3 separate regions of the Homo sapiens genome follow, and regions 1 and 2 are each linked to region 3. The links are chromatin contacts, found by Hi-C in ENCODE. All regions are on one chromosome and are shown on one strand. Each heading gives the region's core, a stretch centred on a gene start or an enhancer-like site at or near the end of the contact. The rest is flanking DNA. Distances are from core to core; before and after follow the strand shown.

What was found. A loop is a pair of places that touch in the nucleus more often than their neighbours do. Pooled maps may share reads with other maps.
Region 1: a loop to region 3 is called in a map of CD4-positive, alpha-beta T cell, with 8 times the contacts of the local background. The contact joins the promoter of FAM204A here to the enhancer-like site in region 3. A Hi-C loop is called at or near these places in 2 of 168 maps with a recorded cell type or tissue (CD4-positive, alpha-beta T cell and CD8-positive, alpha-beta T cell) and 8 of 50 pooled maps.
Region 2: a loop to region 3 is called in a map of naive thymus-derived CD4-positive, alpha-beta T cell, with 9 times the contacts of the local background. The contact joins the promoter of CACUL1 here to the enhancer-like site in region 3. A Hi-C loop is called at or near these places in 1 of 168 maps with a recorded cell type or tissue (naive thymus-derived CD4-positive, alpha-beta T cell), 1 of 37 single-sample maps with no recorded cell type and 9 of 50 pooled maps.

Annotation. Positions count from the first base shown.
Region 1 is chr10:118,340,489-118,344,883 of GRCh38, reverse strand. FAM204A (family with sequence similarity 204 member A) reads left to right here and starts at 2,560. Exons shown (of 9, transcript NM_022063.3): 1 at 2,560-2,614; 2 at 2,957-3,157. RefSeq lists enhancers at 2,400-2,619, 2,256-2,755.
Region 2 is chr10:118,752,468-118,757,128 of GRCh38, reverse strand. It overlaps CACUL1 (CDK2 associated cullin domain 1), which reads left to right and starts at 2,159. Exons shown (of 9, transcript NM_153810.5): 1 at 2,159-2,733. The coding sequence starts at 2,367. RefSeq lists enhancers at 1,798-2,092, 2,091-2,230.
Region 3 is chr10:124,910,586-124,915,467 of GRCh38, reverse strand. No RefSeq gene overlaps it. Among named protein-coding and RNA genes, the nearest start is that of ZRANB1, 29 kb to the left of the region's middle. Within about 2 kb of position 3,551, at least 4 of the 41 ENCODE cell types and tissues checked have a DNase peak (open chromatin) inside an H3K27ac peak, as active enhancers do.

The DNA.
Region 1 (4,395 bases), core at 1,311-3,810, 6.6 Mb after region 3:
GTAGTTATAATTATATGCCACCTCTATCCCTTGCATTTATTAATATATGCACTAAATAATGAGCATTCTTTGATGGGATCCATATAGAAACAATCGAGATTTTTTTTTTTTTCTGAGATGGAATTTCACTCCTGTCACCCAGGCTGGAGTGCAGTGGCGCAATCTCAGCTCACTGCAACCTCTGCCTCCCGGGTTCAAGTGATTCTCGTGCCTCAGCCTCCCGAGTAGCTGGGATTACAGGCACATGCCACCATGCCCGGCTAATTTTTGTATTTTTAGTAGGGGGGAGCGGGTTTCAGCATGTTGGTCAGGCTGGTCTCGAACTCTTGACCTCAAGTGATCCACCTGCCTCGGCCTCCCAAAGTGCTGGGATTACAGGCGTGATCCACCATGCCCAGCCCCAGATCATTCTTAAACATACAAACATTAATTCCTTCCTACCCCATGCCTCAGTTCTTCCCCCTCTGCTATCTCTTTCCCCATTCTGGTAACATTTCCACCATCAGCAATTGTTATGAGCTGAATGTTTGTGCACCCCTAAAATTCCTATCTTAAAGCCATAACCCACAGTGTGGCTGTGTTTGGAGATGTGGCCTCTAAGGCAGTAATTAAGGTTAAATAAGGTCAGAAGGGTAGAACCCTGATCCAACAGGATTAGTGTCCTTTTAAGTACAGAGAAGAGACACTGGAGAGCTCCCCAAACTGTGCATATAAAGAAAAGGTGATGGGAGCACGACAGGGCAAGGGTGGCTGCCTACCACGCAAGAGAAGAGGCCTCAAAAAAAAAAAAAAAAAAAACCTACTTTGCTGGCATCTTGATCTTGGACTTCCCAGCATCTAGAACTGTGAGAAATAAATTCCTGTTGCCTAAGCTACCTTGTCTGTAGTATTTTGCTATCCCCAGATGAAGAGCAATTAAGAAGCCTAATGCAGTTACAACAGCACTCTCAGGCACACCTTCTTGTTACCTGTTTAACTTTTTAAAGATTTGGATTCAAGGAAAATCCTACTGAGAAGCTGAACAGATTTGGCCAAAATAGTTTTACACAGATCCTTAACTCATTCAGCCTTGCTTCTACTCTAGAATCAGAGAATGTGAACAGGAAGAGGGACCTCGGCGATCCAAACTTGCTGATTCAGGTTTTACTATGATTCTGGGGTTATAGAAAACTGCTCTCTAAACTTGGCGCATCTTCTGGAAGATGTTGGAGGTGAGGTGGTTTAGTGGATAGTTAATAGGCTTAACCATCTGTTGATGTGAAATTGAGATATATTACTGAGTGCAATGCAAAATTTTATACACATTTAGCTTGCTTTGAAGAAAGACATTATTGGTAATGTTAACAGCAAAAAACAGCTGAGATTGAAAATTAGCGTGGGCTAGGTAACATGTTAAAGTCTTTATGTGTACAGTAGCCTCCCTTATCCGCAGGGAATACCTTCCAAGACTCCCCGGTAGATGCCTGAATCCTGGAATAATGGCGAACCCCACATATAGTTTTTCAATCTGATAACCAAGATGGCTACTAAGTGACTAAGAACCTGGTAGCCTAACAGCATGCATGGACAAAGCGATGATTCACACTGCAGATTTCATCAGGATATCCAGAATGGGCTTGCAATGAAACATTTGAATTGCTTATTTCTGGAATTTTTTACTTAATGTGTTTGGACCTTGGTTGACCCCAGGTAACTGAAATCAGGCTAAGAGAAGCCACAGATGAGGGAAGCCTACTGTATTTTCTTTTCTTTTCTTTTTTTGAAATAGGGTCTGGTTCTGTTGCCCAGGCTTTTCTTATATAATCATCACAAAATTAGCAAATAGGTACACTTAATGTTATTCTTATTATAAAACAGTATTTCGGAAAATGCAAATATTTCTAAAATAGCCCTATTCCCATCCCTATCCATAGGGTATTTTATCCTCTTCGCAGTGCTTTTCTCTCTCTTTTTTTTCCCCTTATTTTCTATGTTCCCCAAGCACCCCCTTCTGGGCATAACACAGTGCCTGCCACAAATAAGAAAAAAAGAAGTTCGGTAAACTTTTGGTCCAGTCAGTGAAGCACCTTGGACCCCATCACCAGACGGTAGGCGCCAAGAGAGCAAGAGTCAGCATGTTTTCTGCTAACCAGAGATTAGCACGATGCCTGGTACAAAGTAGGCGCCCAATAAATAGGTGAAGAAAGAAAAAAAATTAAAAAAAAGGAAGAGAGTGAGGGGAAAGGATGAATGAATGAAGACGTTTGCAGAGGGGCCTAGAAAGAAAGCACTCTGCAAGATTCTCCCTCCTGGTGGCATCAACTCTCAGTTCAAGGTCTATGTCAGCCCTTTCCTTGCCCAGACGCATTGGCCTACAGCAGGGAATGAAGAAAGAACAAAGTCTTTAAAAATGTTCAGAAGAAAGAGAAAACGGCAAGATAAAAGAGAGAAAAAAAAGAAAGAAAGGAACCACCTCCTTCGGGCGGACTAAAAAGGGAAGCCCCAGGAGGCCGGTTGCTAAGGCGACCCTAGGGCCAGAACGGCCCCAGCCCATTGGTTGAGACGCAGGAGCCAATGAGAAGGCGCGATGTTGACGGGGTCCTAAGATGGCTGCTGGGCGACCACTTCCTGACAGGTGAGTACGGCTTATGGAGGGTTGGTTACCCGCCGGTTCGGGCTCCGGCATGATGAGTCTGGGAGGGCCTCTTGTGGGCAGCCGAGGGAGGCGGCATGGGCGGCCTCATAGCTCCTCGGCCGAGCCTCCCGGAGCAGGCTAGAAAAGCCCCCGGCCCGGGGCCGCGGAAGCGACGGCGGGGCCGCCCTCAGCCTTCCTCGAAAGGGGCGTCGCAGCGGCCTCCCCAGCCTGTTATGTGGAGGGGGTTCTCCGTCCCACCCAGGTCAAAGTGAGAGGGGATTGAGGAGGCTGTCGATAGGGAAAACAGGCTCACGTTTACAGTTGCTGTATTCCGGAAAACAGCTCCAGTTAATGGGACTGCCAGCAGGCTAGACATCCTTCGCCGGAATGTGCAGCGCTTAGTTCTGTGCCCGGGAGGGGCTTCTCTCTCTTTTGGGATTGGAGTGTGGCATTGCCGCCAGAAAGCCTGCAGAATTCCGGGTTGTGCAGCCAAGCAGGAACGGTGTACCTTTCTAGACCCATCCTCTTGCAATCTTGGACCCTGTAAGTATTCTCACAGCGGAATCGACTTAAAATGAGCCTTGAACTGTTAACTTGGTTTATTGTCTTTCCATGCAGGATCTTGGGTCTGGGAAAATGTTTTCCAGGCCTCAAGTAAACGAACACTCTCTTTAATTAAAACAGTTGAATACATGCAAAATCTTGCTAAATAAGTAGTTTTTCTGGATTCGCTCTCAGGCCTGTAATTCAGTTGTCCTTTCTGTACCTTTTTTGAGAAAAGGAACACATTCATTTCATAAAAGTAAATAGGATATTTACGTTAATGTTGATGTTAACATGCTTGAAAATAGTAACTATTTTTAAGTCACAGACTCTGATTATGATGTAAATTACAATCTTCAGATTGTTAAATAATTGTGGCTTATAATTAGTATACAAGTGAAATTAATTTTAGATCAGACGAAGTTCAGGCTTCTGGAATTATTTCTAATCAAATACAAAATATAGGAAATAAGACAGCCTTATACGATGAAAATGGAATTTAAATTCTGGAATAGAGATGGAAAACATTTACCCATCGAGCTGCTCAAATATATCTTTTGGGTTTTGATTATAAGCAGCTGTCTGGTTGTCCAGAAAATATGACATTATTACTCAAACCTCTGACTGTGACTTTGACTTTGATGTATGCAACTTAGTATAGCATCTTGCATAGCTTTCTGTACTCAAAAAGTACAGAAAAAAATTCTTAACCAAATTTAACAAGTCTGTAATTATAGGCTAAGATCATTCTCAGCCCCAGTCGCAAATCCTTGTCCCCGCTTACAACTCTGCTCTGTAAAATTCATAATCTAAAGCCATGGGGCTATTTTTGTAAAACAAATGGATCAGAATGCATTAGGCAAGTCAGTTATCCCATCTGTAAATTGGGGGCGGGGCGGGTAGGGGAGGGGCTGATATAGATAGTAATTCCTAGTGGAAGGGTTGTTGTGAAGATTAGTGGAAAACCAAGGCCTGCCACACTGTTTGTATGCCATGTGCAGCAGTGACTTGCTTTGTTTCCCCTTTCTGGTTCTAGTGTTTCCTGTTGTAACTAGGGTTCCTTCCCCTTCTCAGTGTCCTGAAGTGTACAGAGTTTCTCTGAAAACATCCTCTTGGCTGAGTTGCTAGGTAGAGGAGAGAAACCTTATCTACTGGATACTGGGCTCTAATCAGGATTGCAGTGCTAGAGAGAATGGAGTGATACATCCAGGAGTGAGGTGACTCTGGGCATTTAGGGC
Region 2 (4,661 bases), core at 910-3,409, 6.2 Mb after region 3:
CCCCTCGGTCTATGTATTAGTTTCCTGTAATCAGTTGCTTAACAAATTATCACAATAGGTGGCTTAAAAAAACCGACATGAATTCTCAGTTCTGGCATCTAGAAGTCTGAAATCTACATGTTGGCAGGGTCACAATCCCTCCAGAGGCTCAAGAGGAAAATTTGTCTCTTCCAGCTTTGGGTGCTGTCAGCATTCCTTGACTTGGGAATGCCATCACTCCAATCTCTGCTTCTGTGGTTACATTACCTTCTCTTCTCTTCTACCTCTCTTTTATAAAGACACCTATCATTGGATTGATGGCCCACCTGGATAATCCAGGATGATCTTCTCATCTCAAGAACTTTAATTACATCTGCAAACGCCGTTTTTCCAAATAAGGTCATACTCGCAAGTTCTAGGAATTAGGATATGGACATATCTTGTGGGAGGCTGTATTCAACTCACTGCAATTAGAGAGGGAGTGAAAAATCACCTACTCTGATGGTAGATTTCTTTGTCTTCTTATACTTCTGTTCATTTTCGCTTCATATATTTTGTGGCCATATAGTCGCTATGATATAAATCCTTAGATATGTAAAGACTTGCTTTATGACACAGTATGTTAGAGACACTTTTTTGACTCTATCTTCCCTGTATATTGGACTTTTTTTTTAAATGTAAAGACCCTTCTTTATCCCATCGCACTCACCCAGCCATCTACCTAGAGTCTGTTGATGATAAACCATTAGTTGTTTGAAACAGAATTTGCCTTCCTTCTGCCTCTCTTTTTGCCACACATGTAATTCTAAGGTTTTATGTTTTCCCCTTCAGCATACCACTTAATTCTCTTTTTTTTTTTGGAGACAGTCTCACTCTGTCACCCAGGCTGGAGTGCAGTTGCGCGATCTCGGCTCACTGCAGCCTTGACCTCCAGGGCTCAAGTGATCCACCTAAGCCTCCAGAGTAGCTGGGACCACAGGCACACGCCACCATGCCAGGCTAATTTTGTTTTTAGAGGCGTGGTCTTGTTATGCTGGTCTGGCTGGTCTCGAATTCCTGGGCACAAGCGGGCCTCCCATCTCTGTCTCCTCAAGTGGTTGAATTACAGGCGTGAGCCACTGCGCCCAGCTCGCATTTTTTTTTTTTTTTTGAGATGGAGTCTCGCTCTGTTGCCCAGGCTGGAGTGCAGTGGCGCGATTTCGGCTCACTGCAACCTCTGCCTCCCGGGTTCAAGCAATTCTGCCTCAGCCTCCCGAGCAGCTAGCTGGGACAACAGGCACGTGCCACCACGCCCGGCTAACTTTTTTGTATTTTTAGTAGAAACGGGGTTTCCCGTGTTAGCCAGAATAGTGTCGATTTCCTGACCTCGTGATCCGCCCGCCTCAGCCTCCCAAAGTGCTGGGATTACAGGAGTAAGCCACCGCGCCCGGCCTGAGCCGGCATTTTTAAAAGTTGGGTTGCTGGCCTTAGTGCATACAAACGTAAAGGAATTTTAAAAACACATGAGTAACTCAAACGCATTTCTTTTTTGCGCCATCCTGCTATGTGTGATTCGGTTTTTATTCTCGATTTTGTGCGTGTGTGTCGCGACGGCTGGGGACCGACCCAAGAGCAGTCGGACCACGGGCCGCCCAGGGCGGTCTCATCCGTTTATAACCTGCGACCCCGGGGCCTCTTGTGGTCCCGTACCTCCGTCCCAAGCAAAAGCCGGGGCTCTCAGGCACTCAGAGGTGCGAAGGCCCCGTAGACTTGGAGGACGCGAGGAAAACACCTCCAATCACTCTGGCCAGTCCACAGCTACTGCCAAGACTGCTCCGCGCGCGTCCTCAGGAACCGGCGAGGGCCTCGTCGTCATGGTAACCAGATTGCGAACGCGCGTGCGCAAGACACACCTTTGTCACGTGAGGCCGGGCAGGGGGCGGGGCCGGCGAATGCCCGTCCCGACCCGTCGCGCCTCCCCTGTTAGCTCCCTGCCAGCCGAGGCGGGGCGAACCTCTGCCCTGTTGCGTGGGAGTGACTCACAGCTCCCGCCCCTTTTGGCTCCGCTTTCTCGCGGCCAGTCCCTCGCACCACGTGCCCTCCTGGCCGCGCCCCCAGCTGCCCTTTCCAACTGCCTGTTGGAAGCCGCTGTAAAACGTCGTGAGGAGCGCCGCTGCTTTACGGCTGCCTCTCCCAGACTAGAGCCCCGGAGCGCCCACCGCCGTCAGCCGCGTCTTCAAGCTAGTCGGCCCCGCGGAGAGCGAGAGACCCTGCGCACCGCAGCCCTCTCCGCTGCGCCCATTCCTGCCGCCGGCGATGTAACTCGGGGAGGCAGCGGTGCCCGCTGGCCCGGGGTTGAGACAGGCGGCAGGTGCCTGTGAGGCGGGCGGGTGCCGGGGGCCAGCAGGATGGAGGAAAGCATGGAAGAGGAGGAGGGGGGCAGCTACGAGGCGATGATGGACGACCAGAACCACAACAACTGGGAGGCTGCGGTGGACGGCTTCCGGCAGCCCCTGCCACCTCCGCCGCCCCCCTCGTCGATCCCGGCCCCTGCCCGAGAGCCTCCGGGGGGGCAGCTGCTGGCGGTGCCCGCGGTCTCCGTGGACAGGAAAGGCCCCAAGGAGGGGCTCCCGATGGGGCCGCAGCCACCGCCGGAGGCTAATGGGGTGATCATGATGTTGAAGAGCTGCGACGCGGCCGCCGCCGTGGCCAAGGCGGCCCCCGCCCCCACCGCCAGCTCCACCATCAACATCAACACCTCCACCTCCAAGTTCTGTGAGTCCAGCCTTTCCCTGCAGCCTTGGCTTTTCTCCACCTCACTCGGACGCCGAATCCACCCCCTCTTGGAGAAAGCTCCGCTTCCTTTGTTTCAGGCCTCGGTCTTTCCTCTTCTCCCCGTCCGCCTTCGCCTCCCTGCCTCCTTCCCCCTCACCGTCCCCTCCCCCTCATTTGGTGTCTGCGGCCAGCGCCTGAGCGGCCCTGGCTTCTTGTATTACCTGGCCTAGAGAGGCAGCCTGGTACACACGGAGCCCCAAGTTCGGTCAGTGCGATCCCTATCACAACTGGCAGTCTCTCAACATTGGGAAGCTCTTTTCGCACCCGTCTTCTCTTGAAGTTTCACCCTCAAAGTGAGGGGAAAATAAGGCTGCCTGAGTCTCGTTAGGGAAAGGCCTTCAGTCTTCTGCAGCCAGAGAGAGAAAAGAAATCTGGCAACTTGTGTTCTTGTGTTTTTGGCCAGGCTGTGTTAAACAAGTAAGGAATTTGAAAGTTGACCTATATCTACACCTTGTTCCTTCTCTACTGTGTTACACTTTTGCATCCTGCTAGGGAAATAATGAGTTGCTTTCCGATGCAGTGGCAGCTCCGACATCGTCTTGAAGCTAATAATGCATAAAATCACTTTTCAGAGCTTACACTCATAAGAATAAGCCTTTCAGGATGGGTTATGTCTTGTGTCCAAACCCAAGATTGGGTTGCATGTTGAACTTTATGTTAGTAGTCTGTCTTAACGCTCAATTGCACGCATTAAGATTTAAGACCAAAATCTGTTTTGTAATCCGAAACTGCCTCTGACCAGGATATATGTATGCTTCCATAGCTAGGAAAAGAATGTGCTTTTACTTTGGTTTGTGTGTATGTGTGCGTGGCGGTGGTGGTGGTGATAGGATGTTGAAAATGATTGTGACCATCACAGCCAGGTTTTTCTCTCCTATTATTAACTGCAAGTTTTGAGTGGCATCTGGTAAAGCAACTGGAGAGTTCATTTCTAGCTACTAATTTTATGAAGCTGTACTTGTCCAGTTAGCTGTGCAGAGAAAATATTTGCCTTGATGCAGATAGTCGGAATCTTACACACTGTGTGTGGGAACAGCGCGTAATTTTATTTGCCCCAAGATACTGCCTTAGTCAAAGACATTGATATGTACGTTTGGTAAGATTATATACGCTTTTTCTCCTTATTCATGATAATCATGTTTATATTGTATAGTTTGTGTGTTGAAGGCTGTGTTGTGGAACCAGACCTCCTGTAGAGTGGCAGAATGACTTCACCTGAGTCACGAAGGAAGATTGCCTTAGTAAAGTTCCTTTGAAGAGTTCAAAAAAGAGCATAAAGTTAGGAACAGAAATCAGTAAAATTGAGAACAAAAGGATTTGTCACACCAAAAGATTATTTTTGTGAAAAGATGAGTAAGCTAGGCAGACAGACCTCTGATAAAAACGACAAGAAAAAAAGATGCAAATAAATGAAAAATGGAAAATAACTACAAATATCAGATTAAAAAAAGAACGTTATGAACTTAGGCTGATGAATTTGAAAGCCTAAATGAAAAATATAGTTCTTAGAAAACTAGTAAATGTGAAAATTGGTATCAGAAGAAATATCTTGAACTAATAAACTGAAATGGTAAAGATCTCCCTTTTTAGAAGCTCTGCATCCAGATACGCTGATGAGTTCCACCATACTTTAACACTTAATTCTTTTTGCAAGTTGCACTGGAAAATAGAAAAAATACCAAGTTCATTTTATGAGGCTTGTGAAATCTTGATTCTAAAACAGATAAGGACATGTAAGAAGAGAAAATTATAGGTCTGTTTTACTTAGCATAGAAATGAAAATACTGCAGAATAAATACTCGCTCATCAAATCCAACAGTGTGTTACAGAGTCCTGATCCATAGAGTTAGTCCTAGAGATGAAAGCAT
Region 3 (4,882 bases), core at 2,302-4,801:
TAAATTGAGTTTAAATTGCAAGTCTTTTGCCTGCAAAACTTAACATACATTCTCATATATATTTATATATATGAGCTATATATATAATTAACGTATAATGAACACAATTGTAGATCAGATCAAACACCATGTTACCATGTTAAGAACAATAGTTAGGCCAACATTTCAACTTTGAAAATATTTTCTTTAAGAGCTCCTGAATTCCTCCAGCTTCCCCTTCCTGAATTCAGACTGCAGAGCCTCTCAGTTACAAACTAACAGGAATCACAGAATTAGGTGTTTTTGTTTCGCTTGAGTTGTAGTTTATTTTGGGAAGGAAATGGGATATCACTGGGATAAAGTTTATTATCTCCTTCCTCAGTTGAGTAAATAGTGAATATCACGTACCAATGAATAAGAAGCCTACAAAGGTAAGACACATCTTAGTGAGGAAACTACAGCATAGAGAAAAGAGTAAGACAGAAATAACCGTAATTATGGCCAGGCACGGTGGCTCACCCTTGTAATCCCAGCAGTTTGGAAGGCCGAGGTGGGTGGATCACCTGAAGTCAGGAGTTTGAGACCAGCCTGACCAACATGGTGAAACCCCATCTCTACTAAATACAAAAAATTAGCCGGTCGTCGTGGTGCATGCCTGTAGTCCCAACTAGTTGGGAGACTGAGGCAGGAGAACCTCTTGAACTCCGGAGGCGGAGGTTGCAGTGAGCTGAGATTGTGTCATTGCACTCCAGCCTGAGCAACAAGAGCAAAACTCCGTCTCAAAAAAAAAAAAAAAAGAAAGAAAGAAAGACCTGTAATTATAGGTCGGGCACGGTGGCTCACGCCTATTATCCCAACAGTTTGGGAGGCCGAGGCAGGCAGATCACCTGAGGTCGTCGGGAGTTTGAGACCAGCCTGGCCGACATGGTGAAACCTTGTCTCTACTAAAAATACAAAAATTAGCCGGACATGGTGGCACGTGCCTTTAACCCCAGCTACGTGGGAGGCTGAGGCACGAGAATCATTTGAACCCAGGAGGCAGAGGTTGCAGTGAGCCGAGACCGTGTCATTGCACTCCAGCCTAGGCAACAGAGTGAGACTCTGTCTAAAAAAACAAACAAACAAACAAATAAAAAAATAGAAAGAGAGAGAGAGAGACAGATGTCCTATCGAAACAATCCCTAAGAGGGGGGCCTGGGCATGGATATGTTTTGTTTGATTTATTTTTTATTTTTATTTATTTATTTTTTTTTTTTTTTTTGAGACAGAGTCTCACTCCGTCACCCAGGCTGGAGTGCAGTAGCACGAACCTGGCTCACTGCAAGCTCTACCTCCCGGGTTCACGCCATTCTCCTGCCTCAGCCTCCTGAGTAGCTGGGACTACAGGCGCCCGCCACCATGCCCGGCTAATTTTTTTTTGTATTTTTTAGTAGAGACGGGGTTTCACCATATTAGCCAGGATGGTCTTGATCTCCTGACCTCATGATCCACCTGCCTTGGCCTCCCAAAGTGCTGGGATTACAGGCATGAGCCACCGCGCCCGGCCTGTGGATGTGTTTTAAACCCACTCCCCAGGTACCTGAAACGTGCAGCCAGTATTGAGAACTACCGACAAAACAGTCCTCAAACCCCAAAAGATTGCAGATATGGAAATTAATGCCTAAAGATGTTAAGTGACTTAACAAGAGCTAGACCAATTAACTCTGCAATTCGAACAGGAACACATAACTCTTTATTTCTTTTATTTTTTTATTTTTGTGAAAACAAGATCTCACTCTGTTACCCAGGCTGGAGTGCAGTGGTGCAATCATAGCACACTGCAGCCTCAAACTCCTGGGCTCAAGTGATCCTCCCACCTTGGCTTTCCCAGTAGCTAGGACTACAGGCATGCACCACCATACCTGGCTAATTTTTAAATTTTTAGTAGAGACAAAGTCTTTGTTGCCCAGGCTTATCTTGAACTGCTGGATTCAAACGATCCTCCTGCCTCTGCCTCCCAAAATGCTAGGATTACAGGCACATACCACCATGCCCAGCAGAACACAGAACTCTTGATTCCATGGTCAAATGTTCCACTATATTTGAATTAAAAAGATATCATCAATAAATACAGCAGAGGGCATTGTCACAGTTACAGAACGGTGGCTGTTTGGCACACCTACCGAATTGACATTCTACTTATGTTTATCTGGACTCTGAGAAATATTTCATTTGGAAAAAGTATCCACTGTCTTTTTGGGGTTTTTAATTTCCTTTTCTTAGAAACCTTATATTAGGCTGGGTGCAGTGGCTCATGCCTCTAATCCTAGTACTTTGGGAGGCCAAGGCAGGAGAATTGCTTGAGCCTGCGAGGTCCAGGCTGCAGTGAGCCATGATGGCACTACTGCACTACACCCTGGACAACAGAGCAGGACCCTATCTCAAAAAAAAAAAAAACCTTTGTAGTAAAGGGTAGAGACAGTATAGTTTTGTTGATAGTTTGTTCTGGCTTTCATTTCAGTTTTTCCCAAACTAACTGTAGAGTTCATAAATCCATATTGCATTTTTGTGAAAGTTTTGCATGCAAAATTGTGGATCTGTAGTTCCATTAACAGTAGAAAGCCATAAAGAGGTTTTGAGCAGGAAGGTGCCAGTATTGGAGCTGCCCACCTTTACCTGGAATGTCTGTGAGACAAATGAGGGCAGAAGTAGAAACAGGGGCAGAGAAGAGACAAGGACCTAAAACCAAAGTAGCTGTGGGAATGGAAAGGAGGGCCAAGAGTGAAATGGGAGACAGTGCAATGTTCAGAATTTGCCAGTGACTAACTCTGAGGCAGAAGAAAGAATCAAAAGTCAGAGAGTGGGCCAGGAGCAGTGGCTCATGCCTGTAATTCTAGCACTTGGGAAGGCCAAGGTGGAAGATCGCTTGAGGCCAGGAATTCAAGACCAAACTGGGCAACATAATGAGACCCCATTGCTACAAAAAATAATTTTTAACCTGCCAGGCTCAGTGGCTCACACCTGTTGTCCTGGCTACTCAGGAGACTGAGGAGGGAGAATTGCTTGAGCCCAGGAGTTCAAGGCTGCAGTGAGCTATAATCATGCCACTGCACTCCAGCTTGGGCAAGAGAGCAAGATCCTGTCACCAAAAAAAAAAAAAAAAAAAAAGTCCGTGAACTCTGAGTGACGGCAGTATGTGCAACAGTGGGACACGCAAGAGAGGAACTGGGTCAGAGGAGATGTGGACCCTTGAATCAGGAGATCCTGGACTCAGGAGGAAGGGAATGGCTGGTGGGGGAAATGCTGGTCTGAAATGTGTAGGGCAATCCTGGAGATCAACATCAGGGAGCTCTCTATGTAGAATTTAGTATGGAAGCCACAGGAGTGGGGAAGAAAGAACTACCGAAGGAAAAAAAAAGAGGAGTGGTCAGAAAGGTAGGAGATGAAGCTGGTAGTACGGTGTTCTGGAAGCCGAGGGTACAGTGAGCCTGAAGCACATGGTAATAAAAATTGTCAGATGCTACAGATTTCGAGCATTAGAACGGAGGAAAGGCCACTGGATCTGACAAACAAGAGACTCAGTGACCTTCTAGAGAACAGTTCTCAGTAGGATGGTAGGGAGAGAAGCCAAGTTTCAAAAGCTGAAGCCATGTGATTATAAACCACAAGTCCAAGACGTCTGGCAGTGAAAGGAAAGCAGGAGATATAAGACTAGATTAGGGCAGTAACAAAAATAAGGGAAAGGTTTTGTTTTCTTTTAGGTATTTATTTTAAAGAATGGGCATCTCTGAGCACTTTTATAAATGGAGGAGAGATGTAGAGGGGGTAAAAGGACTGAAATCCAGAAGGGAGGTAAAATTCAGAGCACAGTGATTTGTGTTGGCAAGCAAGAAAGCCCTATCTTCCTCAGAAACGAGGAGAGGAAGCTGTGAAAAACAGCTCTAGGGAGGTTTTGGTGGGTGAGACAGAGGTGATGGAGTGGAGTTCAAACCCTTTCTCCTCCTTGGTGAATCAAGCACAGAGTCTCCTGCTGAGGGTTGCTCTGGAAACTGGAGGAGATTCGGGACAATAGTTAGAGGGAAGCAAATCAAGAAGAATGAAAAAAGAAGAGCGACAAGAAACTGCTTTCTCCAAAAAGTCTTGGCAGTCCATAATCAGGCCTAGGACGGAAAGATCAGGCTGAGGCTGTGGAGCCCCCCGCAGAGGTGGACATATGCAGCTAAGGGAAATCGAAGGCGCTCTGCTAAAGGAAATGGTAACGGATCCAGCTTACTCAGGGTCTTTGAGGGATCTGTGCTTTTAAGTAGAAAGTGTTATAAAATGGGTGTTCCCCTCAAAAGAAATGTTAGAAATGTTCAGTTGTTACAAGAACATGTTCTCAGACGCGTTGCAGAAAATGTCATTTGTATAAACTGCAACGTATCTTCCATTCTCTGTGTATGATCAACATGATTCCCAAGTGGAAAAAACATCTTAACAGTAGAAAATGCAATGTAACAGGCTAGGTGCGGTGGCTCACTCCTGTAATCCCAGCATTTTGGGAGGCCCGGGTAGGTGGATCACCTGAGGTTAGGAGTTCGAGACCAGCCTGGTCTACATGGCAAAACCCCATGTCTACTAAAAATACAAAAAATTAGCCAGTCGTGGTGGTGGGTGCCTGTAATCCCAGCTACTCGGGTGACCGAGGCAAGAGAATTGCTTGAACCCGGGAGGCAGACGTTGCAGTGAGCCAAGATCACGCCATTGCACTCCAGCCTGGGCGACAGAGCAAGACTCTGTCTCAAAAAAAAAAAAAAAGGAAGAAAGAAAGGGAGGGAGGGAGGGAGGAAGGAAGGAAGGAAAGAAAGGAAATAAACGTATTTAATAATGTTGCCTAATCTGTATGCATGCAGTACAGGACACAGTTTTGTGGAACATAGTACCA